Regions from separate parts of the Homo sapiens genome. Here regions 2, 3 and 4 are each linked to region 1. A link is an interaction called in ENCODE POLR2A ChIA-PET data of the cell type or tissue named here. Cell type or tissue: CD4-positive, alpha-beta T cell. All regions are shown on one strand. Links, peaks and the distances in the headings refer to the core of each region. The heading gives the core; the rest is flanking DNA.

What was found. ChIA-PET counts read pairs that join two places held together with the same protein. Peaks named below come from ENCODE experiments on the same cell type or tissue, not always from the same donor. Only the 100,000 strongest peaks of a DNase experiment are listed, where the experiment ranks them.
Region 2: POLR2A ChIA-PET joins it to region 1 with 10 read pairs; 18 of 35 experiments call an interaction of 5 or more read pairs at or near these places.
Region 3: POLR2A ChIA-PET joins it to region 1 with 12 read pairs; 18 of 35 experiments call an interaction of 5 or more read pairs at or near these places.
Region 4: POLR2A ChIA-PET joins it to region 1 with 20 read pairs; 13 of 35 experiments call an interaction of 5 or more read pairs at or near these places.

Annotation. Positions count from the first base shown.
Region 1 is chr1:9,715,047-9,720,046 of GRCh38, reverse strand. It overlaps PIK3CD (phosphatidylinositol-4,5-bisphosphate 3-kinase catalytic subunit delta), which reads right to left. Exons shown (of 24, transcript NM_005026.5): 4 at 4,278-4,506; 5 at 3,969-4,198; 6 at 3,428-3,607; 7 at 2,939-3,088; 8 at 2,421-2,510; 9 at 1,132-1,353; 10 at 30-126. It overlaps LOC124903839 (a long non-coding RNA gene), which reads left to right and starts at 1,311. Exons shown (of 2, transcript XR_007065457.1): 1 at 1,311-1,377; 2 at 1,677-1,944. RefSeq lists enhancers at 1-785, 1-1,191, 786-1,762, 2,739-3,714, 3,715-4,690 and a silencer at 2,018-2,087. In CD4-positive, alpha-beta T cell, for the core only: no CTCF peak of the experiment used is centred there; DNase peaks (open chromatin) are centred at 746, 2,276, 3,426, 4,376 and 2 weaker places; H3K4me3 peaks cover 3,699 bases; H3K27ac peaks cover 4,398 bases.
Region 2 is chr1:9,662,454-9,670,397 of GRCh38, reverse strand. All of the region lies in intron 1 of PIK3CD (phosphatidylinositol-4,5-bisphosphate 3-kinase catalytic subunit delta), which reads right to left. It also overlaps the pseudogene RPL26P7. Among named protein-coding and RNA genes, the nearest start is that of PIK3CD-AS1, 12 kb to the right of the region's middle. In CD4-positive, alpha-beta T cell, for the core only: no CTCF peak of the experiment used is centred there; no DNase peak of the experiment used is centred there.
Region 3 is chr1:9,654,061-9,662,004 of GRCh38, reverse strand. All of the region lies in intron 1 of PIK3CD (phosphatidylinositol-4,5-bisphosphate 3-kinase catalytic subunit delta), which reads right to left. PIK3CD-AS1 (PIK3CD antisense RNA 1) reads left to right here and starts at 7,419. Exons shown (of 2, transcript NR_027045.1): 1 at 7,419-7,807. In CD4-positive, alpha-beta T cell, for the core only: no CTCF peak of the experiment used is centred there; a DNase peak (open chromatin) is centred at 3,554; H3K27ac peaks cover 984 bases.
Region 4 is chr1:9,641,264-9,649,207 of GRCh38, reverse strand. It overlaps a transcript of PIK3CD not described here. Among named protein-coding and RNA genes, the nearest start is that of PIK3CD, 6.5 kb to the left of the region's middle. In CD4-positive, alpha-beta T cell, for the core only: no CTCF peak of the experiment used is centred there; DNase peaks (open chromatin) are centred at 4,347 and 5,167; H3K27ac peaks cover 744 bases.

The DNA of each region.
Region 1 (5,000 bases), core at 1-5,000:
ACGCCTCTCCCTCCTGGGCCTGGGCCGACCTGGGACGGAGGGCCACATGTAGAGGCAGCGTTCCCCGGTCTTAAGCTGGTCCTTGTAGTCAAACAGCATGAGGTTGGCCCAGGCAATGGGGCAGTCCTGCAGAAGGACAGGGCAGGTGAGGACAGCCACTCAGGGGCCTCCAGACCCAGCTTCCCTGCCCTCCCCCAGGCACCCCACCCGAGAAGACCCAGAGCCCAGCTAACATCTCCCAACCAGACCCCTGGGAGACCCTGCTTGGGGAAGGAGAGGAGCCGCTTTTTCCTCTTTCCTCTGAGGGCTCCAGTGGTGAAGCCAGCTGACACCTGCTGCACCCTCCTGTTCCCACCTCACCCCTACTCAGGCTTTTTTTTTTTTTTGAGACGGAGTCTTGCTCTGTCACCCAGGCTGGAGTGCAGTGGCACGATCTCGGCTCATTGCAACCTCTGCCTCCTTGGTTCAAGCAATTATCCTGCCTCAGCCTCCCAAGTAGCTGAGATTACAGGCATGTGCCTCCACGCCCGGCTAATTTTTTTGTATTTTCAGTAGAGACAGGGTTTCACCATATTGGCCAGGCTGGTCTCAAACTCCTGACCTTGTAAGCCGACCACCTTGGCCTCCCAAAGTGCTGGGATTACAGGCATGAGCCACCACGCCTGGCCCTCCTGGCTTCTTGAGAAATCCCCAAACAGACAGCCCAGCCCCAGAGGCCAGCCCAGCTCAGCTCGGAGTGAGTCAGCTCCGAGGGGAGCCATATCCTGGGACCGTGACTCAGCACCCAGCCACTACGCCTCCCGGCCAGCCGCTGACTCAGGCTTTTCTGCTCCAGGGATGACACTGTGCTTGTCCTTCCATCCCAGGGCACTACCTGCAGGTTCCTGCAGGACCACAGCCCAGGCCAGATATTCTGAGGCCGCATGCACAGGAGCCCAGGAGCCCAGAGTGTCCCTCGAGCAGGGCTGGTGGCCAGACTAGGGTGGGTGAGGAGGCTGGGGTCCACAAGCAATCCCAGGACCCCCATCCCCAGGCTGCGTGCTTGCCGGGAGGAGAGTGGTGAGTGGCCCAGCAAGGGGCTGTACTGGCTCTCCGGGGTCTGCACCCCTCCCAGCCGGCCCTGGGACCCACCGCCTTCTTGGACTTCTTCTTGGTGGAGCGAGCCTTCTTGGCTTTCTCGATCACGGCGTACAGCGCAAAGCAGAGACGGGCCATGCGGGGCAGGTCGCAGATGTTGATGTCGAACTCCAGCCGCTGCTTCCACACGGGCTCCGAGCACACGCTCACCTCCGAGCTGGACACCGTCTTGCACAGCATCTCGTTGCCGTGGAAAAGCCCGGCCTGCACCACCAGCTGTAGAAGGTGCCGGGATGATGGGTGAGGAGGCAGAGGCCCAGCCCCTCTCCCCTCCCCCTTAAGGTGTCAGTCTCCCCCTTGAATGTCCTCAGGTGGGTCTGAACTCTACTTCCCACACGAAGGAAGGTGGTGCAGCACAGGGAAGGCCTGAGGGGCATGAGCGGCCCTGGGGTGAGGGAGGGTACCACGGGCTGTGCATGGGTGCCCTGTCTCAGCTACCCCAACTCTGGGGACCTCGGGGCATGTCCATTCCCCACTCCAGGCCTCAGTTTCCCCATCAGGGATCAAGAACTTCAGGGACCCTTGCTCTAACATCCTAGGGCTCCCTGGACTTCTCAGATTCCTATGAGCCCATGTGGGTGGGGAAGGACTTTTCCTGCCACCTGATGTCCGGCCCCTTCCAATTCCACCTGACACCACCACCCTGGAAGTCCCTCTGATCCAGTCCCCCTCGATTCCTGCCAGTGGAACCCAGACCTGCCCTGCTTATACGATTTCCCCAGTGAAACACACTCCAGGCAGGAGGGCCAACCTCTGAGGACTCAGGTATCATGTCCAGCAAACAGGACAATAAAGCCCATGACTGCAGGCTGTTGCGATGGAGCGTGTGAAAGTGTTAAGAGACAACAGGGAGGTGGGCTCAGCCCCTAGAGGTTGAGGCAGGTGCAGCCCTCACAGGCTGCAGGCACCGCCCTGGTGCCTCCAGGGAGCACCACAGCCCCCAGCCCAGCTGGACCCAGCCCCTCTTCCATGCCCGGCCCTTCCCCCAGCTCTGCGGTCCCGGATCCCTGGGCTGAACCTGGCCCCATAACCTCCACCAAAGTCAAATACCCAGAACGCTGCTTGGCCCAAGTTTCTACGAATCAGCCTCCAGGGCCGGCTGGCCCACCCCCTCCCCACTTCCTGTTTTCAAGCCGCTCACAGCGCCCCAGGCAGGGATGCTGGGTAATGTGGTCAGGTGGCTTTCATGTGATCCCCCTCCTTCCTCTGCTACCCCTCCAGGATACAGCCACCTTGTTTGTGCAAAAAAACAGTGTCTCTCCCACCTATCCCAGGAGCCCCACCTTCATCCGCTCGTCGGCGTTCACTTTGCTGCCCTGGATGAGCTCGATGCGGAACGGCTGCTCCAGGGACCACAGGGACACAGAGGAAGGCTGGGGGCCGGGGAAGCAGGGCTGTTAACACGGCTCAAAGTGCAGCTTGTCTCCCTGGCCTATGGTGAGGCCCGTGACCACTTGGGGGCGGGTGAGAGGGTCACAGGTTTGCGGCCAGGTTTGGGCCTGTCCACAATGCTATCCTTTCCCAGAAAACCTGCCATGCGGGCTCCCCAGGGGGCCCCAACACCCCTGAGCTCTGCAGAGGGGAAGGGCAGCCGGTGAGCCAGGCATGGGGCTGCCCCCCACCCACGGCAGTCCCACAGGCCCCCAGCCCAGGACGCTGGTCAGCTGTGTTGGCTTCCCCAGCTCAAAGCCCCAGCTCTCCATACCAAGGGCCCCTGGACCCATGGCCAGTAGCACATGGAGTTGGACGCCAGGTGGAAAGAAGGGGTGGCTCAGAGGGGAGGCGGAAGGCGCCATCTCACCTTCTTCGCAGGAATGGGAGGTGGTTTGGCACGCGGTTTCTGGACCTGGGGGGCAGGGTTGCTCTGCTCATCCCGCATGGCGAGGATGGAGGAGGAATGGACCATGGTCAGGTGAGGGGTCAACCCACTGTGCAGGCAGCTGCAGATGTACTGAGACGGGGTGCAGGGTGAGCGGCTGGTGGGGCGGCCCCAACCACTCCCTGGACACCAGGATTCCCAGGACCCCCCAAGCTGCCCACTGCCTGTCCTAGGCCTTGGGAGAGGGGAGGGCTTCCTGCTGGTTTTTCCTGCCCCACCTCCACCTCCCAAGACGGAGCCCCTCCTTGTGCTCTCAGAGAGGGCCAGCCCTACCAGGGGATGCTCTGGCGGTGACCCAAAGGCCTGGCTCGGCAGGCTCAAGGTGCGCCCAAATGTCAGCTCCCCGACTCCCACCCAGGCCCTATCCAGGGCGTTGGGAGCCCAGAGTGCAGAGGGCCTCAGCGGCCTCACCTGGAACTGGCAGAGCGGGTAGCTGCCATACAGGTACTCATGCCTGCCGTTCACCTGCAGCGTGTAGTCTTCCGGCTGCTCCACCAGCGGCTGCCGGAACACTGTGGCCTTCTTCCGCAGGGCACAGGCCATCAGCGCCAGCGGCACGTCCTTGGTGGACACCTGGAAGGTGAAGCTCTCCTGTGGGGAGGAGGGAGGTCAGTCCTCTGCCCTCGAGGCCCCCCGGGGTTCTGGGGCACAGGGCAGGGTTGCCTATTTGCCCCCAAGGGTAGGGTCTGGGGAGTTCACAAATGACACTGGGAAATATTTGTTCAAAGAATGAACAAACTGATGCCCAATGCCCCACGCCACTTGGTTATCCTGCCACGTTGAGCTTGCCTGGGGGGACGTTCAGTTGAGCCCCACACATGCACAGACACCTGGCAAACACCATCTGATGCCACTGGGGGAGGGGGGCTTGCGGATGACTGAGGAGTTTCACAGAGGAAGTGCTCCCCATGGACAGAGCAGCCTGGATGCCGCAGGCCACGCATGGGCTCACCTCGCTGCCCTCAAACTTAACGTTGACCAGAAGGGCCCGGTTCGGGAGCCGCAGGGTACCAGGCCCCCAGGTTTGAGCCGAGGGCTCCAGCTGCAGGGGGAAACTGTACTGCAGCCAGGCCTCCCAGCCCAGCTGCTGCCGGCGGGCGGCCGCCTCCTCGCAGAATTGGCACATCTTGGCGCGAAAGTCGTTCACTTCTGGGTCGCACAAGGAGTCAAACTCGTGGAGGCCTGCGGGGTGGGGAGGGCTGGGTCAGCGGGTGGGGCAGGCAGGGCCAGCCCGGCCACACGGCCCACTCGGCAGAGCTACCTTTGCCGATGAGGAGGCTGATCTGTGAGTTGATGAGCTTCTTCACGCGGTCGCCCTCACGGGCCACCAGGCGCAGGACGGGCAGGAAGGGCTGCACGTCACACAGACGCCGTTGCTCGTCCTCCAGCTCTTGCTGCTCCGCTGTCTGGTTGATGCAGGTGAACACATAGGCCTCGGGGCCACTGAGCATGTGGAAGAGCGGCTCATACTGGGCGCGGTGCCACAGCAGCTGGAGGGACAGTCACCGGTCAGCCCCTCCACCCAAGGCAGCCACTGGGAGGTGGGAGGCTGAGGGAGGGTGGAGAGCTGGCCTCCAGCCTGGGGGTCCAAACCTCCCAGAGGGCAGAGGCAGACCCCAAGATCTGCACTCTCTGCAGCCCCCTGGGTGCTGACCATGGGTGGACAGGCTTCTCCACTGATGCCCTTCTGTGGGGGCACCTGGGAGGTGCTGGGATCTGGGGCTGGCACCACGTCCTACAGGCTCCCCTCCCAGAGTGCAGGACCACCCTAGGTCACTCCAGAGACGGGGGGCCATGACCTTCATGCAGCCCAGCTAACTGTCCTGGAGTTCTTCACCTATTTATTTTATTTTTGAGATGGAGTCCCACTCTGTCGCCCAGGTTGGAGTGCAGTGGCGCAATCCTGGCTCACTGCAACCTCTGCTTCCCAGGTTCAAGTGATTCTCTTGCCTCAGCCTCCCGAGTAGCTGGGATTATAGGCATG
Region 2 (7,944 bases), core at 2,411-7,410, 52 kb after region 1:
ATCACATATTAGATGTGCTGCACTCAATTTACAAATAGACCACACATCATCACCGGTTTCCAAATGACAGCAGATGGGCTGTATTATTCAAATACTCATCACACCACACAATAGGGAAAAAAAGATTCATGACCTGGTCATGGCTCCTGGATGCTTGAAACCATCAGAAACAGAAGTTGTGGTCTGGGAGTACATCTCCTTTCCTTGGCTCTGAATATGAGGAACTTTTTTTTTTTTTTTTTTTTTTGAGGTGGAATTTCTCTCTTGTCACCCAGGCTGGAGTGCAACCTCTGCCTCCCAGGTTCAAGTGATTCTCCTGTCTCAGCCTCCTAATTAGCTGGGATTATAGGCACCCACCACCACGCCCAGCTAATTTTTGTATTTTTAGTAGAGACAGGGTTTCACCATGTTGGCCAGGCTGGTCTCGAACTCCTGATCTCAGGTAATCCACCTGCTTTGGCCTCCCAAAGTGTTGGGATTACAGGCGTGAGCCACCGCGCCTGGCAAGAAACATTTTTAATGGACTTTTTTAGAAGGATGTGTAACGAGAAAGTTGAGGTTTTTGTTTTTCCTCCTAGAAGAAAATTCTCATGAAGTAGTTCATTTGAGACCAATATCCTGATGTTCTTAACTTCCTCCTCAACAGCAGGTCAGCAGTAAAGAGGAAAATGCAGGCATCAAGCACACCCTGTTTGCGTGACTTTCCTCTCCTCCCTTAAGGCTCCCTGAAGCCCCCTCAAAACGAATGCCAAGGCCACTCTGAAGGGTTTAAGAGGTCTGGCGCAGGCTCATGCCCGTAATCCCAGTACTTTGCGAGGCCGAGGCAGGAAGATCGCTTGAGCCCAGGAGTTTGAGACCTGAACCAATGTATACTTTTCATGTACTGATTTATGATTTTACCTACAATTCCTGTCTTCCTAAAATGCATAAAACCAAACTGTAACCCAATCGTCTTGGGCACACTTTCTCAGGACCTCTTGAGACTGTTTCTTGGGCCATGGTCACTCATGTTGACTCAGAATAAGCCTGGGCAACAAAAGGAGACCTCCATCTCTACAAAAAGCTACAAAAATTACCCGGGTGTGGTGGCATATGCCTGTTGTCCCAACTACTAGGTGGGCGGATCACTTGAACCCAGGAGACTGAGGCTGCAATGAGCTATGATAGCTCCACTGCACTGCACCCTGGGTGACAGAGCAAGACCTTGTCTCAAAAAAAGTTAATTAGAAATAAAAATAATTAAAAGGTTTCAAGAGCAGGCATTATGGGCAGCAACCCAAGCTGGAGTCAAAGCCCCAGATTCTGTCCCCTGAAATACCTGAGGAATCCACCTGGCTGCCTCAGTTTCCCAAACAGCATATAGGGTCATCTGGATGTGAGCAGCGAACAGTCACCAAGACAAATTCTGGACTTGAATGAAACCATTAGTGAGTCCTTAGCCCCCATTTCCATGCTCCAGAGGCTGCAGGACCACAGCAGACTCAGAGTCCTGGAGACACAGCCCCGTCAGCCCCTACTCATCTGCTCAGGGAGCTAAGACCACATGGGAGAGGTTCACCGGCTTGCTCAGGGAGGCTCACACCCAGATCCAGTCAGCCAGCCGAGGACACAGTCTATTTGGACAGAAAGAGGTTGTCAGCTCCCCTTCTGGGACCATCTACCTCTAAGGCAGAAAAATCAATCTGCTATAGATTAAAACAAAATCAATCTTGAGGGAGAACAGAGACTTGTTAATTTATATTAATATATAATAAGAATGAGGGGAAGCATGGGAGAGGGTGAGGGATAAAAGACTACACATTTGGTACAGTGTACACTGCTTGGGTGACGGGTGCATCAGAATCTCAGAAATCACCACTAAAGAACTTACTCGTATAACTAAAAACCACCTGTACCCCAAAAACTACTGAAATAAAAATAAAAATAAAGTATTTGCCAAACCAAAAAAAAAAAAAAGAATAAGAACAGCTAATATTTACAGAGCATCAACTATGTGGAAGGTGATGTTCATTATCTATTTACCTTATTTAATCCTTCAGACAAACCTAGGAATGGGCCCATTAAGGTTCATTTTACAGACAAGGAAATAGAGGATCAGAGAAGTTAAGTAGGCACCTCAGAGTCACACAGCTGGGAAGTGGAAGAGCTACGGTTTGAATCTGAATCTGCCCACCACTAGAGTTCATGGGTTTAACTACTGCATTACTGAATTTCAAGATGAATCCAACTCCCGGGGAGTTGGTTCACTGGACAACTAAGGAAGTGCAGACCTCATGCTATACATCCAGCCAGTAAAGAGAAAGAAAGCTATTTAAACTCATTGGCAATAAAAGAACTAGGTTTTACACCAGGCGTGGTGGCTCACTCCTGTAATCCCAGCACTTTGGGAGGCGAAGGCGGGAAGATCACTTGAGCCCAGGAGTTCCAGACCATCATGGGCAACATGGCGAAACCCTGTCTTTACTAAAAAAAAAAAAAAAAAAAAAAAACAAAAATTAGCCAGGCATGGTGGCAGCACCTGTAGTCCCAGCTACTTGGGAGGCTAAGGTGGGAGGATCACTTGAGCCCAGGAGGTCGGGGCTGCAATAAGCTGTGATTGCTCCAGTGCACTCCAGTGTGGGCGACAGAGTGAGACCCTATCTCAAAAAAAAAAAAAAAGAAAAAGAAAAGAAAGATATGTTTTAAATAATTACCTCTGAGCCTATTAGCAAAACATTATTTCGGCCGGGCACGGTGGCTCACGCCTGTAATCCTAGCACTTTCGGAGGCCGAGGCGGGCAGATCACGAGTTCAGGAGATGGAGACTATCCTGGCTAACACGGTGAAACCCAATCTCTACTAAAAATACAAAAAATTAGCCGGGCGTGGTGGCGTGAGCCTGTGGTCCCAGCTACTTGGGAGGCTGAGGCAGGAGAATCACTTGAACCCGGGAGGCGGAGCTTGCAGTGAGTCGAGATTGCGCCACTGCACTCCAGCCTGGACCACAGAGTGAGCCTCCATCTCAAAAAAAAAAAAAAATTCTTTCAATATTATTCAATGCTGGCAAGGATGTTATGAAACTATTATATGTCACTGGGATAAATTGGTCACCCAGGCTGGAGTTCAATGGTGTGATCATCACCCTTGGCAACCTTGAATTCCTGGGCTCAAGCAATCCTCTCGCCTCAGCCTCCCAAGTAGCTGGGATTACAGGTGCATGCCACTGTGCCCAGCTAATTTTTAAAAACAATTTTTGGCTGGGCGCAGTGGCTCATGCCTGTAATGCTAGCACTTTGGGAGGCAGAGGCGAGCAGATTACCTGAGCTCAGGAGTTCGAGACCAGCTTGGAAAACATGGTGAAACCCCGTATCTACTAAAATACAAAAAATTAGCCAGGCATGGCGGTGTACGCCTGTAGTCCCAGCTACAGGAGGCTGAGGCAGGAGAATCACTAGAACCCAGGAGGCAGAGGTTGCAGTGAGCCGAGATCATGCCACTGCACTCCAGCCAGGGCAACAGAGCGAGACTCCATCTCTGAAAAAAAAAAAAAAATAGCAGGCATGGTGGCGCAAGCCTGTAATCCCAGCTACTGGGGAGGCTGAGGCAGAATTGCCTGAACCCGGGAGGCAGAGGTTGCAGTAAGCCAAGATCGCACCACTGCACTCCAGCTTGGGCGACAGAGCGAGACTCTGCCTCAAAAAATAAATAAGTAAATAAAAATTAAAAAAGAATTTTGTAGAGATGGGGGAGGGTCTCACTATGTTGCCCAGGTTGGTCTCGAATTCAGGTGTGAGCCACTACACCTGACCTCAAGCATTTATTTCTACTGATTTCAAGACAAAGCTTAACTCTTTCAACGAGTTGCCAATCAGAAAATCTTTGAATACGGCCAGGCATGGTGGCTCATACCTGTAATCCCAGCACTTGGGAGGCCAGGGCAGGTGGTTCACTTGAGCTCAGGAGTTCAAGACCAGCCTGGCCAACATAGTAAAACCCTGTCTCTACAAAAATACAAAAATTAGCCTGGTGGGTGCCTGTAATCCCTGCCACTCAAGAGGCTGAGGCAGGAGAATCACTTGAACCTGGGGGGGCAGAGGTTGCAGTGAGCCGAGATTGCACCACTGTACTCCAGCCTCGGTGACAGAGTGAGACTCCACCTCAAAAAAAAAAAAAAAAAAAAAAAAAAAAAAAGACCGGGCGCGGTGGCTCATGCCTGTAATCCTAGCACTTTGGGAGGCTGAGGTGGGTGGATCAACTGAGGTCAGGAGTTCGAGACCAGCCTGGCCAACATGGTGAAACCCCATCTCTGCTAAAAATACAAAAAATTAGCAGGGTATGATGGCGGGCGCCTGTAATCCCAGCTACTCTGGAGGCTGAGGCAGGAGAATCGCTTGAAGCCAGGAGAAGGAGGTTGCAGTGAGCCAAGATTGTGCCATTGCACTCCAGCCTGGGCAAAAGAGCAAAACTCTGCGTCAAAAAACAAAAACAAAAACAAAAATTAGCTGGGCATGGTGGTGGGCAGCTGTAGTCCCAGCTACTTGGGAGGCTGAGGCAGAAGAATAGCTTGAACCCAGGAGGCGGAGGTCGCAGTGAGTGGAGATCGCACCACTGCACTCCAGCCTGGGTGACAGAGTGAGACTCCGTCTTGGGGGACAAAAAAAAAGAATGAAAGGGTTTATAGGATGACGAAAGCTGAAATGTTTAAACAGAAAGAAGTCTCCTTTACCTAAATATTTTATGAGAATGGATATAATATCTGGCTGCGGAATATTTCCCCTGCCTACTATTGGAAACCAGGAAGCGTGTAAATCCCCTCCTCAAGCAGTATTAATTGGACATGTCAATGTCCACACCAAGCCCACACAGTGTAGAATAGAAGCTGCAGTGCCGGCATGTACTGGCATGAGCGAATTCTGTTCCACAGCCCTGTGCGGAATGTAAACCAGAGCTACGGCAAGAGCTTGTGAGCGCTCCCCATCTCTACCAAAATACAAAAAATTAGCCGGGCATGGCGGCGTGCGCCTGTAGTAGGGGAGGGTGAACTGGCACCCAAATCTCCCAGAGATGAGGTAACTACTGGGGCTTTGGAGTAGAGCATTTCCTCTTGAGAGGCATTTACTACCTTGCCATGGGACATTCACCAAAGCTACCCCTATGATGGATATGACTGAAGAACATGAAATTACTTTTTCAGGTTTTTTTTTTTTTTTTTTTTTTGACAGGCTGTCACTCTGTTACCCAGGCTAAAATGCATTAGTGCGATCACGGCTCACTGCAGCCTTGACCTCCAGGGCTCAGGCAATCCTCCTGCCTCAGCCTCCCAAGTAGCTGGAATCACAGGTGCACACCACCACACCCAGCTAACTGTTTTTATTTTTTGTAGGACAGGGTCTCCCTTACGTTGCCTAGGCTGGTCTCAAACTCCTGGGCTCTAGCAATCTTCCCATCTTGGCCTCCCAGTGTGCTAGGATCACAGGTGTGAGCCACTGCACCCAGCTAGGACATAAAATAATCTTAAGACTGAAATACCCAGGACATCTCAGGTGATGTCAAGGAAACACTCTAACAGGGATGACAATGCCCAGAAGAGTTCCCTAATAAAACAGAAATCATTTATACACGATGGCATTACCTGGGGAAGGCAAGGAGGAGATACTCACATGAGCAGGGATCCTCTTTTCCCCTAGGACTGACTCTGGCACTATGATGAGCAGCTGGATTCTGTAGCGCCCAACAAACAACTCTCCCTGACCAAACGAGAGCTGCTGGGGTGGTGGCTAGCAGTTCCAAGGTGAACAATGCCTCGTTTGCAAAGATGCCAATCTGATCAAAGATGGTAAAAACAAATCAGCTCTAAGGGTCGAATTGCATGCTGTTTTCCCAGCAGTGATGGGAGACTTGAACAGTGGTAAAACCCCCTGTATCTGTGCAGGGCTTTGGGTGCCAGTTCACCCTCCCCTTGTGGGTGGTGGTCAACAGCCTGGCCATACATTTAGACAGGAGGGCAATGCAAACCTGACCTATTAAACGGATATTTCTTTGGGACACAGCCCTATAGAAAATGAGGGTAGGCTGGGTGCAGTGGTTCACGCCTGTAATCCCAGTACTTTGGGAGGCCAAGGCAGGTGGATCACCTGAGGCCAGGAGTTTGAGACCAGCCTGGGCAACATGGTGAAACCCTGTCTCTACTAAAAATACACAAATTAGCCGAGCATGGTGATGTCTGCCTGTAGTCCCAGCTACTTGGGAGGCTGAGGCAGGAGAATCACTTGAACCCGGGAGGTGGAGGTTGCAGTGAGCTGAGATATGCCACTGCGCTCCAGCCTGGGCGACAGAGTGAGACTCCGTCTCAAAAAAAAAAAAAAAAAAGAAAGAAAGAAAAAGAAAAAGAAAGAAAGAAAACGAGGGGTGCATTGAAGTCGGACCTCTTCATCAATGATAGACTGGATTAAGAAAATGTGGCACATATACACCATGGAATACTATGCAGCCATAAAAAAGGATGAGTTCATGTGCTTTGTAGGGACATGGATGAAGCTGGAAACCATCATTCTCAGCAAACTATCGCAAGGACAAAAAACCAAACACTGCAGGTTCTCACTCATAGGTGGGAATTGAACAATGAGAACACTTGGACACAGGAAGGGGAACATCACACACCAGGGCCTGTTTTGGGATGGGGGGAGGGGGGAGGGAGACCATTAGGAGATATACCTAATGTAAATAACGAGTTAATGGGTGCAGCACACCAACATGGCACATGTATACATATGTAACAAACCTGCACGTTGTGCACATGTACCCTAGAACTTAAAGTATAATAAAAAAATATTAAAAAAATAAAAATAAAAAAATAAAGTAAATAAAGTCAGACCTCTTAATGCCCACCAGAAGAGCCTTCTAGGTTTGGAAGGTGACAGGAATCAACAGGTAGATATCAACAGGTAGATATCCCACATGCTCCCTTGAGATGGCCATCTGGGTCCGTGAAATGAGGGGATACGGGCCCCACAGCGGTGCAGAGATGGGCTGGATCTAGCATGTTCCTCCGCACCCTCTCGGGCACATAATGCCAGGAAGAACTGTCCTGTGTGCCAGTGAGAGAGACAGACACTGCACAGGGCTGTGGGGTAGCTTCCCTGGTGGGAGGCCCTGAACATGGCTGGCAAGTGAAACTGAGGCTGGTAGCCCTGGGGACTACGACTGGGTCTTGAATAGACGCTGACTTGGAGTGGGCTTTGCTTACCCAGTGGAAAGTGCAAATGCTCAGAGCGCCAGAGCCAAACCAGAACAGAAGACACCGTGTGGGTTTGGATGGCTGTCATTTCTTCAGACCACAGAACACGCTGTACAGCCCATAATGTCCAGCTATGGGCTGGACAGAGAGACAGCCTCCGCAGAGCAATAGTTTGATAAAGAAATGGAACCGCTGCCAGGTGCAGTGGCTCACGCCTGTCATCCCAGCACTTCGGGAGGCCAAGGCAGGTGGATCACCTGAGGTCAGGAGTTCGAGATCAGCCTGGCCAACATGGTGAAACCCCGTCTCTACTAAAAATACAAAAATTAGCCAGGCGTGGTGGCATGCACCTGTAATCCCAGCTGCTTAGATGGCTGAGACAGGAGAATTGCTAGGACGCGGGAGGTAGAGATGGCAGTGAGCCGAGATCTTGCCACTTCACTCCAGCCTGGGAAAAAGAGCGAGATGCTGTCTCAAAAAAAAAAGAAGAAAGAAAAAAGTAATGGAACCGCTCTTCACTTTTGTGGCCATCACCGAAGCCGGAGTGGCCAAAATGAAGTTCAATACCTTCGTGACTTAGAACCACAGCAAGAACCACAAAAGGCATTTCTATGCACCTTCCCATATTCGCAGGAAGAGAGATTGTCTTTCCCTCTTTCCAAAGAGCTGAGGCAGAAGCCTAAGTTCAGGTTGTGTGAGGACACCACAGAGGCCAGCAAACCAGCAAA
Region 3 (7,944 bases), core at 671-5,670, 59 kb after region 1:
TTTTTTTTTGAGACAGAGTCTCACTCTGTCACCCAGGCTGGAGTGCAGTGGTGCAATCTCGGCTCACTGCAAGCTCCGCCGCCTGGGTCCACACCATTGTCCTGCCTCAGCCTCCCAAGTAGCTGGGACTACAGGTGCCCACCACCAAGCTCGGCTAATTTTTTGTATTTTTAATAGAGACAGGGTTTCACCGTGTTAGCCAGGATGGTCTCGATCTCTTAACCTCGTGATCCGTCCGCCTCGGCCTCCCAAAGTGCTGGGATTACAGGCGTGAGCCACCGCGCCCGGCCAATTTTTGTATTTTTTTGTAGAGACGGGGTTTCGCCATGTTGGCCATGCTGGTCTCAAACTCCTGATCCTAAGTGATCCACCCGCCTTGGCCTCCAAAAGTGCTGGGATTACAGGTGTGAGCCACCACACCCGGCCTCTACTAAAAAAAATGTTTTAAATGAGCCAGGGGTGGTAGCATGCACCTACAGTCCCGGCTACTCCAGAGGCTAAGGCAGGAGGATCACTTGAGCCCATATAGTCGAGGCTGCAGTGAGCTGTGATTGCACCACTGCACTCTAGCCTGGGCAACAGAATGAGACCCTATAAGGAAAAAGAAAAGAAAAGAAAAATCCTTGGCTGGGTACAGTGGCTCAGGCCTGTAATCCCAGCACTTTGGGAGGCCGAGGCGAGTAGATCACCTGAGGTCAGTAATTAGAGACCAGCCTGGCCAACATGATGAAACCCCATCTCTACTAAAAATACAAAAATTAGCTGGGCGTGGCCGGGCACGGTGGCTCAGGTCTGTAATCCCAGCACTTTGGGAGACTGAGGCAGGTGGATCACTTGAGGTCAAGAGTTCGAGACCAGCCTGTCCAACACGATGAAACCCCATCTCTACTAAAAATACACAAATTATCTGGGCGTGGTGGCGCATGCCTGTAATCCCAGCTACTCTGGAGGCTGAGGCAGGAGAATCGCTTGAACCCGGGAGGCGGAGGTTGCAGTGAGCCGAGATCACACCGTTGCACTCCAGCCTGGGCGACAGAGCAAGACTCTGTCTCAAAAAAAAAAAAAAGAAAGAAAAAAGAAAGCAAGAACAAATCCTTGAATGGAAAGCCAAATCTCACCATGTAGGAAATGAAAGGGGAAAATACAAGGAAGAAATAATTAACAAGATGCAAGAATAAAGTCATTTTATATACAAATGTTCCTTAAAACTGCTAAAGTGGAAAAAAAAACCCAAAAAAGTAGAACTGGCGACTGAAAGGCTGGCTGTCTGAAGTGGGGAGACAAAGGCATGAAGGGGTGGCTCAGCTGCCTTCCCGAGTGTGTGCCCACGCTCAGCCTGGGAGGCACCAAGGAGTATCCCCATGTGCTATTCCTCTGTTTTCCCGGTGGATCTGGGCAAGAAGGGTGGGAAGGACGATGGTATGACTATAATTCTTGCTAAGACTGGTATAATGACTGTAATTTTTTCTTGCTTCCCAATAGCAGCTCAATGGCACTTACACTGCCACTAAAAAGGATGCGTAGGTTATGAAGCAATGTGGAAAACTGTTAATGAGCCAATGTTAAGTGAAAAAAAGCAAACTACAAAAGCACATGCCTAGCTGCTCAAAAAAATTAAAAATTGGATTACCATATGATCCAGCAATTTGGGTATATACCTGAGAGAACTGAAGGCAGGGACTTCAACAGGTCTCTGTCCACCCATGTTCACAACGCAGCATTATTCACAAAAGCCATAGAGTGGGAGCAACAGAAGTGTCCATCGGGTGAATGGAACGAAAGAACATGGTCCTGGCCAGGCGCGGTGGCTCACGCCTATAATCCCAGCACTTTGGGAGGCCGAGCGAGCAGATCGCTTTAGGTCAGGAGTTTGAGACCAGCCTGACCAACATGGTGAAAGCCCGTCTGCTGAAAGTACAAAACTAGCTGGGCGTGGTGGCACATGCCTGTAATCCCAGCTACTTGGGAGGCTGAGGCAGGAGAATCACTTAAACCTGGGAGGCGGAGGTTGTGGTGAGCCAAGATCGCGCCATTGCACTCCAGCCTGGGCAACAAGAGCAAAAATCCGTCTCAAAAAAATACAAAAATTAGCCAGGTGTGGTGGTGCGTACCTGTAATTCCAGCTACTCAGGAGGCCGAGACAGGAGAATTGCTTGAATCAGGGAGGTGGAGGTTGCAGTGAGGCTGAGATCATGCCACTGCACTCTAGCCTGGGTGACAGAGCAAGACACTGTCTCAAAAAAAGAAAAGAATGTAGTACCTACACACAGTGGAATGTCCAGCCTTAAAAAATGAAAGAAATTCTGATACATACCCCCACACGGATTAAGCTTCAAGAAACATGCTAAATTAATGAAGCCAGTAATAAAAAGACAAATACTGTAGGATTCCACTCATGTGCAGTACCTAGAGTTGTCAAAAGCACAGAGACAGCAGAATGGCTGCCAGGGCTGGGAGGAGAGGGGAGTTAGTGTTTAAGGGGAAAAGAATTTCAATTTTGCAACATGAAAAAAATGCCTGAGGGTGGGCGGTGGTGACGGTTGCACAATAGTGTAAATCCCACAGAACTGCGCTCTTAGAAATGCTTAAGATGGTAAATTTTATGTTATGTATATTTTACAATTAAAACATGAAAATTAAGATAAAAAGCATATGCCTACTAATTACGACTAAATTATTTTTTATTTTAAGTGCTGGGGTACATGTGCAGGACGTGCAGGTTTGTTGCATAGGTAAACGTGTGCTACGGTGGTTTGCTGTACCTATCAACCCATCACCTAGGTATTAAGCCCCGCGTGCATTAGCTATTTATCCTGATGCTCTCCCACCCCCTACCCCACCCTCACAAGCCCCAGTGTGTGTTGTTCCCCTCCCTGTGTCCATGTGTTCTCATAATTACAACTAAGTTAAAATGCACATCCAAAAGAAGTTAATGGAAAGGATACCCAAATGGGCAACCGCTGTGTTGGGCTAGAGGGATGATGATACATGACTTCTGTTTCTAATCCACTCCACACCAGCTCCTTTGCAGACACTGCATGGATTGCTATGTGCCTGGCACTTTACACAGGATAATATACAAAATCCTCAAGACTAACAGGTAGGTATTGCTGTCTCAGTGTTACAACTGGACTCTGAGGTTCTGATGGGTTAAGTGACTTGCCCAAGGTCACCCAGCAGATAAAAAGTGGCTTGGTGGCCAGGCCCAGCACTTTGGGAGGCCGAGGCAGGTAGATCACCTGAGGTCAGGAGTTTGAGACCAGCCTGGCCAATATGGCGAAACCCTGTCTCTACTAAAAATACAAAAATTAGCCAGGTATAGTGGCATGTGCCTGTAATCTCAGCTACTCGGGAGGCTGAGGCAGGAGAATCTCCTGAACCTTGGAGGCAGAGGTTGCAGTGAGCCAAGATCCCACCACTGCACTCCAGCCTGGGTGACACAGGGAGACTCTGCCTCACCAAAAAAAAAAAAAAAAAAAAAAATGTGGCTGGGAAAAAACCCAGTTCAGCTGACTCCAAAGACAGTACATTTTCTCCCACGTGGCAATCCCCCTAAAACCACCACCTCACCCAGCCCCACCCTCACCTGGACATAAATGACTTTTTTTTTTTTTTTTTTGAGACAGGGTCTCGCTCTGTCACGCAGGCTAGAGTGCAGTGTTGCAACCATAGCTCACTGCAGCCTTAAACTCCTGGACTCAAGTAATCCTCCCACCTCAGTCTTCCACATAGCTGGGGCTACAGGCGTGCATCACAAGGCCCAGCTAATTTATTTTTATTTTTTGCAGAGATGGGGGTCTTACTATGTTGCCCAGGCTGGTCTCAAACTCCTGGGCTCAAGTGATCCTCCTTCCTTAGCTTCCCAAAGCATTAGGAATACAAGCATGAACCACCATGCCCAGCCATAAATGGTTTTCCAAAGTTTCAAAAACAAGGCTGATTATGCTTCTCTATTGATAAGAAAGCACTTCTTCCAGATTTCATGACCAACATAGAAAAGAGCAATGCCCCCACTGTGGCTGATGCAAGGGGGGGGCCCAGCCCTTCCAGAGAGCCCTGGAGCACCTCACCCAATCATTCTCCCATGTCCTTATCCACCCCTCCTACAAACTTCAATGATTAATGGGGCTCCCCAAACCCCTCCCAGTGCCACCAGCCCCATACCATGTCCTGGGGTAAGAGGTGGGAACAGAGCAGTGTCTGTGTCACCATCTGAGCCCTCCCCCCACCTCTGCCCAACAGATGAAATTTCAAAATGTGAGGGGCTGTGTGACCTCAGAGAGAGAGAGAGTAGCCCTGGGCTGGGAATGGGCTGCGGAGGGCAGGGACTGTTGTTGAAGATAAAGAGGGAGGAGTTTGTTGGGGAGGGAAAGTAAGAGAAGCATTTCTCCTCCTGAGCTCCAGAAGTTTTCTGCTCCTGGGACCCCAGGAGGTTGGGGGTGAGGTGGGGACTGCCAGTTCATAAAAGTTGGGGAACGGAAAGCAGGAAGGAGGCTGGGGTCAATGGTCCAGCAGAGACCACCAGGGACTCTGACATCTTTGCCTAAAGTCACCCAGGGGAAAGTGGCAGAACAGGGCGGCTTCCCTGCAAAGATAACCGCACTTCCCACCGTCCCCAGAAAATACAGAAAGACATTCCTGTTTATCTGTAAGCGGGCTGATTGGTGGCCCCCACAAAGATAGGTCTTAACCCCCAGGACCTGGACATTATCTGGAAAAATAATAATGTGGAAAATGGGTCTTTGCAGATGTAAGTAAGTTAAGGATCTTGAAATGATTTCTATCTGAATTATCTGAGGGAGCCCTAAATCCAACAAGAAGTGTCCTTAAAAGAGACAGACGGAGACCCAGACACACGGAGGAGATGCCCTTGTGAAGACGGAGGCAGAGACTGGAGTGATGCAGCCACAGGCCAAGATACGCTGGAGCCCCCAGAAGGAAGAGCAAAGCAGGATTCTCCCCCTACAGCCCCCAGAGGGAGCGAGGCCTTGCTGATGCCTTAATTTTTAACTTCTGGCCTCCAGAACTGTGAGAGAATACATTTTTTTTTTTTTTTTTTTTTGAGATGGAGTCTCGCTCTGTCACCCAGGCTGGAGTGCAGTGGCACAATCTCAGCTCACTACAACCTCTGCCTCCTGGGTTCAAGTAATTCTCCTGTCTCAGCCTCCCGAATAGCTGGGACTACAGGCACGTGCCACCACGCCTGGCTAATTTTTGAATTTTTAGTAGAGACGGGGCTTCACCATGTTGGCCAGGCTGGTCTTGAACTCCTGACCTCAGGTGATCCACCCGCCTCAGCCTCCCAAAGTGCTGGGATTACAGGCGTGAGCTATCACACCCGGCCCATTGCTGTTGTTTTCTTTTAGTGACAGGATCTCGCAATGTTGCCCAAGTTGTAGTGCCATGGCTACTCACAGGCTCAATCATGGCTCACTGCAGCCTCAAACTCCTGGGCACAAGTGATCCTCCCACCTCAGCCTCCCAAGTAGCTGAAACTATAAGCATGCACGTTTCTGTTTTAAGCCACAAAGTTTGAGGTCATTTGTTACAGCAACCACAGGAGGTTAACACTGGTTGAGCATCCCAAATCTGAAATCTACAACGTTCCAAAATCCAAAATTTTTGAGTGCCATCATGATCAAATACAAAGCTCCTTGGAGCATTTCAGATGTCAGATATTTGGATTTGGAATGGTCAGTTGGTAAGCATATAATGCAAATATTCCAAAATCCAAACTCCACCCCATTTCTGGTCCCAAGCATTTTGGATAAGGGATACTTAACCCGTACAGCATCCCTCCAGGACCAAAAATCCCAAATAGGTCTATCCCTTTCTGCATCTCCTCCTCCCCCACCCTACTCCTGGCACCGCCCACTCTTCCGGCATTTTCTCTAAGTGGAAGCAATTTCCCCCAATATGAGTGAAACAGAAGCCAACCGAAATACCACTTTGGAAATGCCACACCCTTCACTCTGATCACTCCCCCTGTGCTCAGAATGTAATAGGAAGGCCGCGCATGGTGGCTCACGCCTTTAATCCTAGCGCTCTGGGAGGCCAAGGTGGGCAGATCACCTAAGGTCAGGAGTTCGAGACCAGCCTGGCCAACATGGCAAAACACCGTCACTGCTAAAAATACTAAAAATAGCTGGCCATAGTGGCGCACATCTGTAATTCCAGCTACTCAGGAGGCTGAGGTGGGAGAATCGCTTGAACCTGGAGGCAGAGGTTGCAGTGGGCCGAGATCACACCATTGCACTCCAGCCTGGGCGACAAAGCGAGACTCCGTCTCAAAAAAAAAAAAAAAAAAGAAGAAAAAAGAAAGAAAGTAATAGGAAAAGGGACCCATTTCCAGGAGCCCTGACCCTTATCCGAGGTGGTAAGGTTGTGACTTCTGGGGAGGGAGGGGAGTTTCACGCATATCCAGCCAGTGCAGCTGGAAGGGGAACTTTCACAGGCCCTAGGGACTGTGCTGGCCCTCAGGGAGGGGAGAATGGCCGTTATTTTGGTAGGACCCACAGCAAGTCACAGTGTTTAGCTGCAATAAAAAAGGGGGGGGGGCGGGGGGTTCCTGGGTTTTTTATTTTTTCCATCTTGAAACTGGCAGCATTTCTGCTATGATTGCCGGGGATTTCCACCAACCAAACTAAAGACAACTCAGTCTTAGCGTTAACTGTAGGGAGAGAGGTGGCGTTTTGCCACCTTCGCTATTTATGAAACACTGTCACCGGTACCAAGATGACAATATTTTCCTCCCTTTCAAACAAGCCAGGCTCTGCCATCCTCCAGTGGATAGGGCCCTTCCTTGTCTCCTCCATCCCGGGGTACTGCTTCTAGACCATCTTCTCTAACAGCTTTGCTGAAAAACACACTTGTCCCCTGGGGAGTAGCTGAAGCCACCCTCCTGGCTGAAAGAGCTTTTTTTTCTTTTTTTTTTTTTTGAAATGTAGTCTCACTCTGTTGCCCAGGCTGGAGTGCAGTGGCACAATCTCAGCACACTGCAACCTCCACCTCCCGGATTGAAGCGATTCTCCTGCCTCCACCTCCCAAGTAGCTGGGATTACAGGTGCTCATCACCACGCCCAGCTAATTTTTTTTTTTTGCATTTTTCGTAGAGACAGATATTCACCATGTTGGCCAAGATGGTCTTGAACTCCTGACCTCAAGTGATCCGCCCACCTCGGCCTCCCAAAGTGCTGGAATTACAGGCGTGAGCCACCGCGCCCAGCCTGAAAGAGCCTTCTGAAGGTCCCACGTTAAGGAAACATTTGCTGGGGCCCCAAACCCCACCATCAGGCCCACACCGGCAGCTGGCCTCAGGGAGGGCGGGAACTGCTCTCTACACAAAAATGGTTTTGAAAATAACCCAGCCAAAGGGGAATTGCTTCATCCGTTGCACATTCACTTCTCCCTTTCACTGTGCAATTTAAGTAAAACAAGATGAAGCAGGAACCGACTCTCACCATCCCCACTCCCACCTCCATGAATTCCATCGGACAGTTGTGCGAAAGCGGGCTGGCTTTCGCACAACCATTGGTGGACTGTCTGTCCTGTAAGCCCCCCAGGGGCTGATGCCCTCCCAGTCTGCCTGCCCTGTTCTTAGCACAGCCCCTGGCACCCCGTGTGATCTCAGGAAACACTTGCTAAACATGGTATCGGAGGAGAAACGGAGCCCACAGCTTAGTGCAAAGACCTGGCGGCGTGGACTGAGGCTGCAGAAACGCAGAAACGCGCTTTTCCTGCCAGAAGGGGACATCTGCGTGGTCGGGAGTACCTCTGGGGCACGTGCCCTAATTCCAGAAACATCTAAGTGAGTAGTGTGGCCAATGTAGTCTGTTTCTGAACAGGGGCTGAAGGGCGGGGGAAGTGGGGCTCAGAAGGAGGCTAGCTTAGTTGTCTCTGGAGCAGGCAACTGGGTTGTTGTATTATGTTTCTCAGAGATGGGCT
Region 4 (7,944 bases), core at 1,704-6,703, 73 kb after region 1:
TTATTCCAGCCAGGAAAGGGGAGAGGGCTTGGGTAAGATGGAGTGGCTTGCTCAATTGTTCCAGTTTTTTTTGTTTTTGCTTTTTTTGTTTGTTTGTTTGTTTGTTGAGACAGGGTCTTGCTCTGTCACCCAGGCTGGAGTGCAGTGGCATGATCTTGGCTCACTGCCACCTTGGCCTCCCGGGTTCAAGCGACTCTCATGCCTCAGCCTCCCAAGTAGCTGGGACTGCAGATGCGTGCCACCATGGCTGGTTAATTTTTGTATTTTTTAGTAGAGACGAGGTTTCACCATGTTGGCCAGGCTGGTCTCACACTCAGGCCTCGGGTGATCTGCCCGCCTCAGCCTCCCAAAGTGCTGGGATTACAGGCATAAGCCACTGCGCCCGGCCTGGTCCAGGTTTTCTAAGATGCAGGCTGCAGATTCTGTGTTCTCCAGTGGACACTTGCAGAGGAGCCAGGAAGGACCACAGGTCCCTTTTGGAAGGAACGTTGGGCCTGTCCCCAGGAATGCACACTAGTATATCCTTTCTAGTGGAGTGTCTGAGGCTCACAGCCTCTTGCTTACCCCAGGCTCAGATTACTGAGCCTTAGCAGCGGTCTCTAGCCTGTTTCAAGGATGCCAAGAGCCAGAAGACAAATGGACGTTTCAGAAGGAACTCTGACGGCCGAGTGAGCAGCCTGTCCTGAGGGAGCGGCCCGTCCTAAGGTTTCCTAACACCTGGCCTTAACCATGCTTTTGCTAGGCTGCACTTTCAACGCTGCCCTCTGGTCTTTAGAGTTTGTTTCAAGAAACAGCCAGATGACGAATGGTTTTGCATCTTCCAAAGGAATTCTTCATTGAATATGTATTTGCTGACAGCAATTCAAATCATGCTTTTTACTATGCAAGATGCTGCCGGGAGAATGGAGGCATGCCAAGTTGTCAAGCGCTAAGATGTGCCTTACATATTGTTCTCTTTGATCCCCATGAAGGAAACCAGAATATGTCCCCCCAAAATATACCTCTTTGACGTAAATATTTTTGAACTTAAGGCAATTAAGAAGCAGCAGGCAGATGAAGAGATCTTTCTATCATCTCCCCTTTTCTGCCTGTTAAATAAAATTTGCAGGAGGCCATTGATTGGGACAAGACCCCTGTACCGGGTCCAACAGACCAAACCAATATGGAGTCATTCATGGTAAATGAAACTAATTAACTTAAGAGTATATACATGTAGCAAATAGCTGAGTTTTTGTCAGTTATAGCAGCTGAGCTTTAGTAGATCTTAGGTGGCCAACTGATTCAAACAAAGCAAACACTGTAACCAATTAAGCTCTATAGCTTACTTCTGTTTTACATCCATAAACACTCTGACTGTGTTACTGGCTGAAGCCCTTTGAACCTGTCCTGGTTCTGAGGGACTCCCAATTTTAGACTCATTAGTAGGCCAGGATGACTCACACCTGGAATTCCAACACTTTGGGAGGCTGGGGCTAGAGGATCAAGACCAGCCTGAGCAACATAGTGAGACCTCATCTTTACAAAAAATAAAACATTAGCCAGGCATGGTGGCATGTGCCTGTAGTTTTAGCTACTTGGGAGGCTGAGGTAGAAGGAGGATCCCTTGAGCCCAGAAATTCAAGGTTGCAGTGAGCTGTGATCTCACCTCTGCAATCCAGCCTGGGTGACAAAGTGAGACCACGTCTCTAATAATAATAATAATAATAATAATAATAATAATAATAATTAGAATCATGAATAAAAGTTAAGATCTGTAAACTAGATTTGTTGTAATCTTAACTTTTAAAAGATGATTATTGTTTTATTATTATTTTGAGACAGGGTCTCACTCTGTCACTCAGGCTGGAGTGCGGTGGTGCAGTCTCAACTCACTGCAACCTCTGTCTCCCAGGCCCAAGTGACCCTCCCATCTCAGCCTGCCAAGTAGTTGGGACTACAGGCATGGGCTAATTTTTTTGTAGAGACAGGGTTTTGTCATGTCACCCAGTCTGGTCTCAAACTCCTGGACTCAAGCAATCTGCCAGCCTCAGCCTCCCAAAGTGTTGGGATTACAGCTGTGAACCATCCTGCCCTGCCAGTCTTGACTTTTTTTTTTTTAGACAGAGTCTCACTTTTGTAACCAAGGCTGGAGTGCAATGACACGATCTCGGCTCACTGCAACCTTCACTTCCCATCTTCAAGCAATTCTCCCACCTCAGCCTCCCAAGTAGTTGGGACTACAGGCGCCCGCCACCATGCCCAGCTAATTTTTTTTTTTTTTTTTGAGATGGAGTCTCCCAGGCTGGGGTGCAGTGGTGCGATCTTGGTTCACTGCAACCTCCGCCTCCCTGGTTCAAGCGATTCTCCTGCCTCAGTCTTCTGAGTAGCTGGGACTAAAGGCGTGAGCCACCAAGCCCGGCCCTAATTTTTGTATTTTTAGTAGAGATAGGGTTTCACCATGTTGGCCAGGCTGGTCTCCAACTCCTGACCTCAGGTGATCCGCCCGCCTCGGCCTCCCAAAGTGCTGGGACCACAGGCGTGAGCCACCACACCTGGCTCAGTCTTGACTTTTTACATGCCTAAATACAGGACATAAATTCTACTTTACTGGAGACAACGCTTATCAGCTCGGAGACACCAGAAGAGTCTACAAACAAACCTTCCTCCATTCCTTTTCTCCCATATGTTTACCTTCCCACAGTTCCCCACCTCTGGAAGCCTAAAACTGCTTTCCCTTGTCTTGTCACTTCTTGAAAATTCATTCTTCTTTGTCAAAGATTCTGGGTAAGCCAGAGTTCTGAGCCACTGCTTCGGGTCACCTTTCATTGAGGTTTCTGCCTCGTGATGTGCACTGCATCTGTTAATAAACTTGCTTGGTTTTCACGTGAATCTGTCTTTTGTTACGGCGGGCTGTCCCAACTATGAACTTACCGGGGCTGAGGAGAAGTTATATTTTCTCCCTGATACGTACAACCGCCCAGCAAGGTAAATCTTATCCCCAATTTACGGATGAGAAAACTGAGGCTCAGGAAAGTTGAGTCCTTTTTCAGGGCCACACAGTCTATAAATATCTATTATAATAACTTCTTCCAGATCCTTGCTACTTTCACCATGCCATGGGTCTCGTTAGGCCTCTGTCCTAAGAAGTTTCACTTTCGGCCAGGTGCGGTGGCTCCCGCCTGTAATCCCAGCACTTTGGGAGGCTGAGGTGGGCGGATCACCTGAGGCCAGGAGTTTGAGACCAGCCTGGCCAACGTGACAAAACCCCATCTCTACTAAAAATAAAAATAAAAATAAAAAAATAAAAAATAAAAAATAAAAATACGGCCAGGCACAGTGTCATGCCTGTAATCCCAGCACTCTGGGAGGCCTAGGCAGGTGGATCACCTGAGGTCAGGGGTTCACGACCATGCTGGCCAACAGGTGAAACCCCATCTCTACTAAAAATACAAAAAATTAGCTGAGCATGGTGGCGGGCACCTGTAATCCCAGCTACTCAGGAGGCTGAGGCAGGAGAATTGCTTAAACTCAGGAAGTAGAGGTGCAGTGAGCCAAGATCATGCCATTGCACTCCAGTCTGGGCAACAAGAGCGAAACTCTGTCTCAAAAAAAAAAAAAAAAAAATTAGCCATTCCTGGTGGCAGGCACTTGTAATCCCAGCTACTTGGGAGACTGAGGCAGGAGAATTGCCTCAGTGAGCCGAGATCATGCCATTGCACTCCAGCCTGGGCAACAAGAGCGAAGCTTCATCTCAAAAAAATAAATAAATAAATAAATAAAATAAAATAGAAGTTTCACTTTCCTGAAAACCTGATACACTTCCTTTTTGAAACCGTGACCCTAGGGACTTATCATGACCCTCTCTTTTGCTTGGGGTGCCAGGAAGCTTAAGCTAAATTTAACATTCAAGCTGGGCAAGCGGTGGCTCACGCCTCTAATCCCAGCACTTTGGGAGGCCGAGGCAGGTGGATCGCCTGAAGTCAGGAGTTTGCGACTAGACTGGCCAACAGGTGAAACCTCATCTCTACTAAAACACAAAAATTAGCCAGGTGTGGTGGTGGGTGCCTGTAATCCCAGCTACCGGTTGAGGCAGGAGAATCACTTGAACCCAGGAGGCGGAGGTGGCAGTGAGCCGAGGTTGCGCCACTGCACTCCAGCCTGGGTGACAGAACAAGACTCCGTCTCAAAAAAAAAAAAAAAAAAGAAAAGAAAAGAAAAGAAAAGAAAAATAGGCCTGGAGATCTGGGCAAGCTCTGCGGAAGGGCCTGCAGTGTGCTTCTGCCCGTCCAAGCCTGTTCTCCACTGACCAGCCCCACCCTTTAATGACTAACACCTCTTTTCTCTTCCATCAAATGGGGCCAAAGTATTTCCCAATCAGTATTAATTTCCTGAGAAAGGAGCGGAAGGCCCCAGAGCTGATGTAAGTAATGCATGTTGGTTGACTTTCTTGCAGCTAAGGGGCCATTTTTCTTCTAGGATTGCTGTCCATTCTCCACTGCAACTAGTTCATTTTTTTTGACAATTCAAAGGGAACTTGAGGTAGCTTCCTCCAAGGCACACATGACAACAGTTAAAAATAAAGCTAGAGAGCTCAGAAACTGCATAGAGGAAGGCAGCAGCCGATTCTATCAGGAACTTGAAGAACGATGATGGCTGTTCTTGAAGGTTACATATTTATTTATTTATTTATTTATTTATTTATTTATTTATTTGAGACGGAGTCTTCCTCGTCATCCAGGCTGGAATGCAGTGGTGAGATCTCGGCTCACTGCAACCTCCGCTTCCTGGGTTCAAGTGATTCTCCTGCCTCAGCCTCCCAAGTAGCTGGGACTACCTACAGGCGCCCACCACCACGCCCAGCTAATTTTGTATTTTTAGTAGAGACAGGGTTTCACCATGTTGGCCAGGCTGGTCTCAAACTCCTGACCTCAGGTGATCCTCCTGACTCAAGCCCCCCAAAGTGCTGGGATTCCAGGCGTGAGCCACCACTCCAGCCCAGGCTTTCTTCTTTCCTGTAACCCTCTCCTGCAGAACGTCCCTGCAGAACTTCCCCTCCAAAAGCCAAGCAACTCACAGCTTCTTCTCACAAATGCTGCAAACATTTTTGTTTTGCTCAACCCGGAGTGGCTTCACCACCACCACCCACGCATGCCCATAAGAAGGGTTATCACAGGGCAGCCACTCTGAGCACCCAGGGAGTGGGGGCTGCAAGTGTGAGAAGCCCACTTCTTCAGCCCCTGCACAAGGGACTCCAGACACTGCCTCCATGCCCCATCCTGGCAGGAAGCCCACTTTGCTGGGTGTGGGTCTTTTCCTTCCAGGCGAGGCAGAAACTACCCAGCTCGAGTCTTTACCCTTTGCTTTGGCCAGGAAAAGTATAGTGAAGCTTAGGGGTTAAGAGCACCTTCTTTGGAACCAAACTGCCTGGCCCTGCCACTGTGGAGCTGTGTGACCTTAGGTGACTTAACCTCTCTATGCCTCTGCTTCCTCATCTGTAGCCTGGGGACACTAATAATGGTGCTCAACTTTCAGAACTGCTGTTGGGATTAAATGAATTAATATATGTAAAATGTTTATAACTGTACCTGACACAGAGGGCACCCTCAGAAAATGTGAGTTTTTGAGCTATCTTAGTTATATTCTAGAACGGCATCTTTGGGCTTTGCAGGATTGGATGTTTCTGCTCTAGAAGAGTTATTTATTTATTTTTTTAATCTTTCTTCCCTTCCTTCCCTCCCTCCCTCCCTCCCTCCCTTCCTTCCCTCCCTCCCTCCCTTCCTTCCTTCCCCTCTCTCTCTCTCTCTCACTTTCTGTCTTTCTTCAGGTGGAGTCCCACTCTGTCACCCAGGCTGGAGTGCAATTGCGTGATCTTAGCTTACTGCAACCTCCATCTCCCAGGTTCAAGCAATTCCTGCCTCAGCTTCCTGAGTAGCTGGGTGTGGTGTCATGCACCTGTAATCCCAGCTAATTTTTTGTATATTTAGTAGAGATGGGTTTTCGCCATGTTGACCAGGCTGGTCTCGAACTCCCGACCTCCGGTGATCCACCTGTCTTGGCCTCCCAAAGTGCTGGGATTACAGGCATGAGCCACCATGCCTGGCCTTTCCTTCTTTCTCTTTCTTTTCTTCCTTTCTCTTCTTTCTTTTCTTTTCTTTGAGACAGGATTTTGTTCCCCAGGCTGGAGTGCAGTGGTGTAACCATGGCTTGACCTATTGGCTCTAGCAATCCTCCTCCCATCACAGCCTCCCAAGTAGCTGGGACCACAGGTGTATGCCACCACACCCGGCTAATTTTTTTATTTTTGGAGACGAGGTCTCGCTATGTTGCCCAGGCTGGTCTTGAACTCCTGGGCTCAAGTGATCCACCTTCCTTGGCCTCCCAATGTGCTGGGATGACAGGCATGAGCCACCATGCCTGGCCAAGAGCATTTTTCAATAGCAGCAACAGCAGGTTGTGACACGCTAGTGTGCTGGAGAACCATTCAGTGGGTCAAGTTTTTTTTTTTTTTTTTTGAGACAGAGTCTCGCTCTTTCGCCCAGGCTGGAGTGCAGTGGCACTATCTCAGCTCATTGCGAGCTCCGCCTCCCGGGTTCACACCATTCTCCTGCCTCAGCCTCCTGAGTAGCTGGGACTACAGGCACCCGCCACTGCGCCCGGCTAATTTTTTGTATTTTTAGTAGAGACAGGGTTTCACCATGTTAGCCAGGATGGTCTCGATCTCCTGACCTCGTGATCCACCCGCCTCGGCCTCCCAAAGTGCTGGGATTACAGGCGTGAGCCATGGCGCCCGGCCAAGTTTTAAAAAAATAGAACAGAGGCTGGGCACAGCGGCTCACGCCTGTAATCCCAGCACTTTGGGAGGCTGAGGCAAGTGGATCACCTGAAATCAGGAGTTCGAGACCAGCCTGGGCAACATGGTGAAACCCTGTCTCCACTAAAAATACAAAAATTAGCTGGGCATGGTGGTGCATGCCTGTAGTCCCAGCTACTCAGGAGGCTGAGGCACCAGCATTGCTTGAACCCGGGATGTGGAGGTTGCAGTGAGCCAAGATCGCACCATTGCACTCCAGCCTGGGCAACAGAGTGAGACTCTGGTTCAAAATAAACAAGTTAATTAAATTAAATTAAATTAAAAAATAGAACAGAAAGACAGTGTCAGGCTGCACTCCCTGTAGTAAGGGCGGGTGTTGCTTCCCCAGGCTTTGGTTCCATTCCTAGGTGTGAATGTGTGTGAAGTCAAGATGTCAGATGCATTTCTTACTGTAGGTTCCAGTCAACACAACTAGAAAGCTGCTGCCCTGGATCACGTGAAGTTGATGGCAAAGAAAGGGTGGAGCAGATGGTTAGAGAACAAGGCCAAGGTCAGATTCCACTCCTAGAAAGTCTGACTTGCAAGAACTCAGGTTCCAAGGAGGGCTGAGAGGTGGCCAGGTGGGAATACCTGGGGAAAAGGAGCTGGGAGTCTCTGGCCTTGTGCCCTCCATCCCCAGGTTGTGACCGATGGGCTGGAGAATGACTTAGAGGGTCAGGGGTTGTGGGTTTTGCAGGTGGAGGGGATGGTGCCCCTTATACTTGATTCTGGGCCAGAGCAGACAGCGCAGAGGTGGCCAGGTGCTCCAGGACTCCAGGGCTGGTGAAGATTGTGTTTCTGGGTCCAGCTAGATGGGGGCTCCCCAGAAATTCTTTCTGTAAAACACACATACTCAAAACCCAGGCTACCTAGGGTTCACATCCCTGCCCCACCATCTGTCGGCTGTGTGACCTTGAAGGAGTCACTTCTGCCTCAGTTTCCCCATCTGGCACAAGGGAACAATAATGTACCCTCTGACCCAGGGCTGGGGGAGGGTTCAATGAATCCCTAGTCCTGCTTCTGATACAAAGTTCAAGAGGTGGTGGAGGAAGTGGGGAAGCAGCAGAGTTTGGGGTCAGGCACCTGGATTCAACCTCATGCCCTCCATACACTGG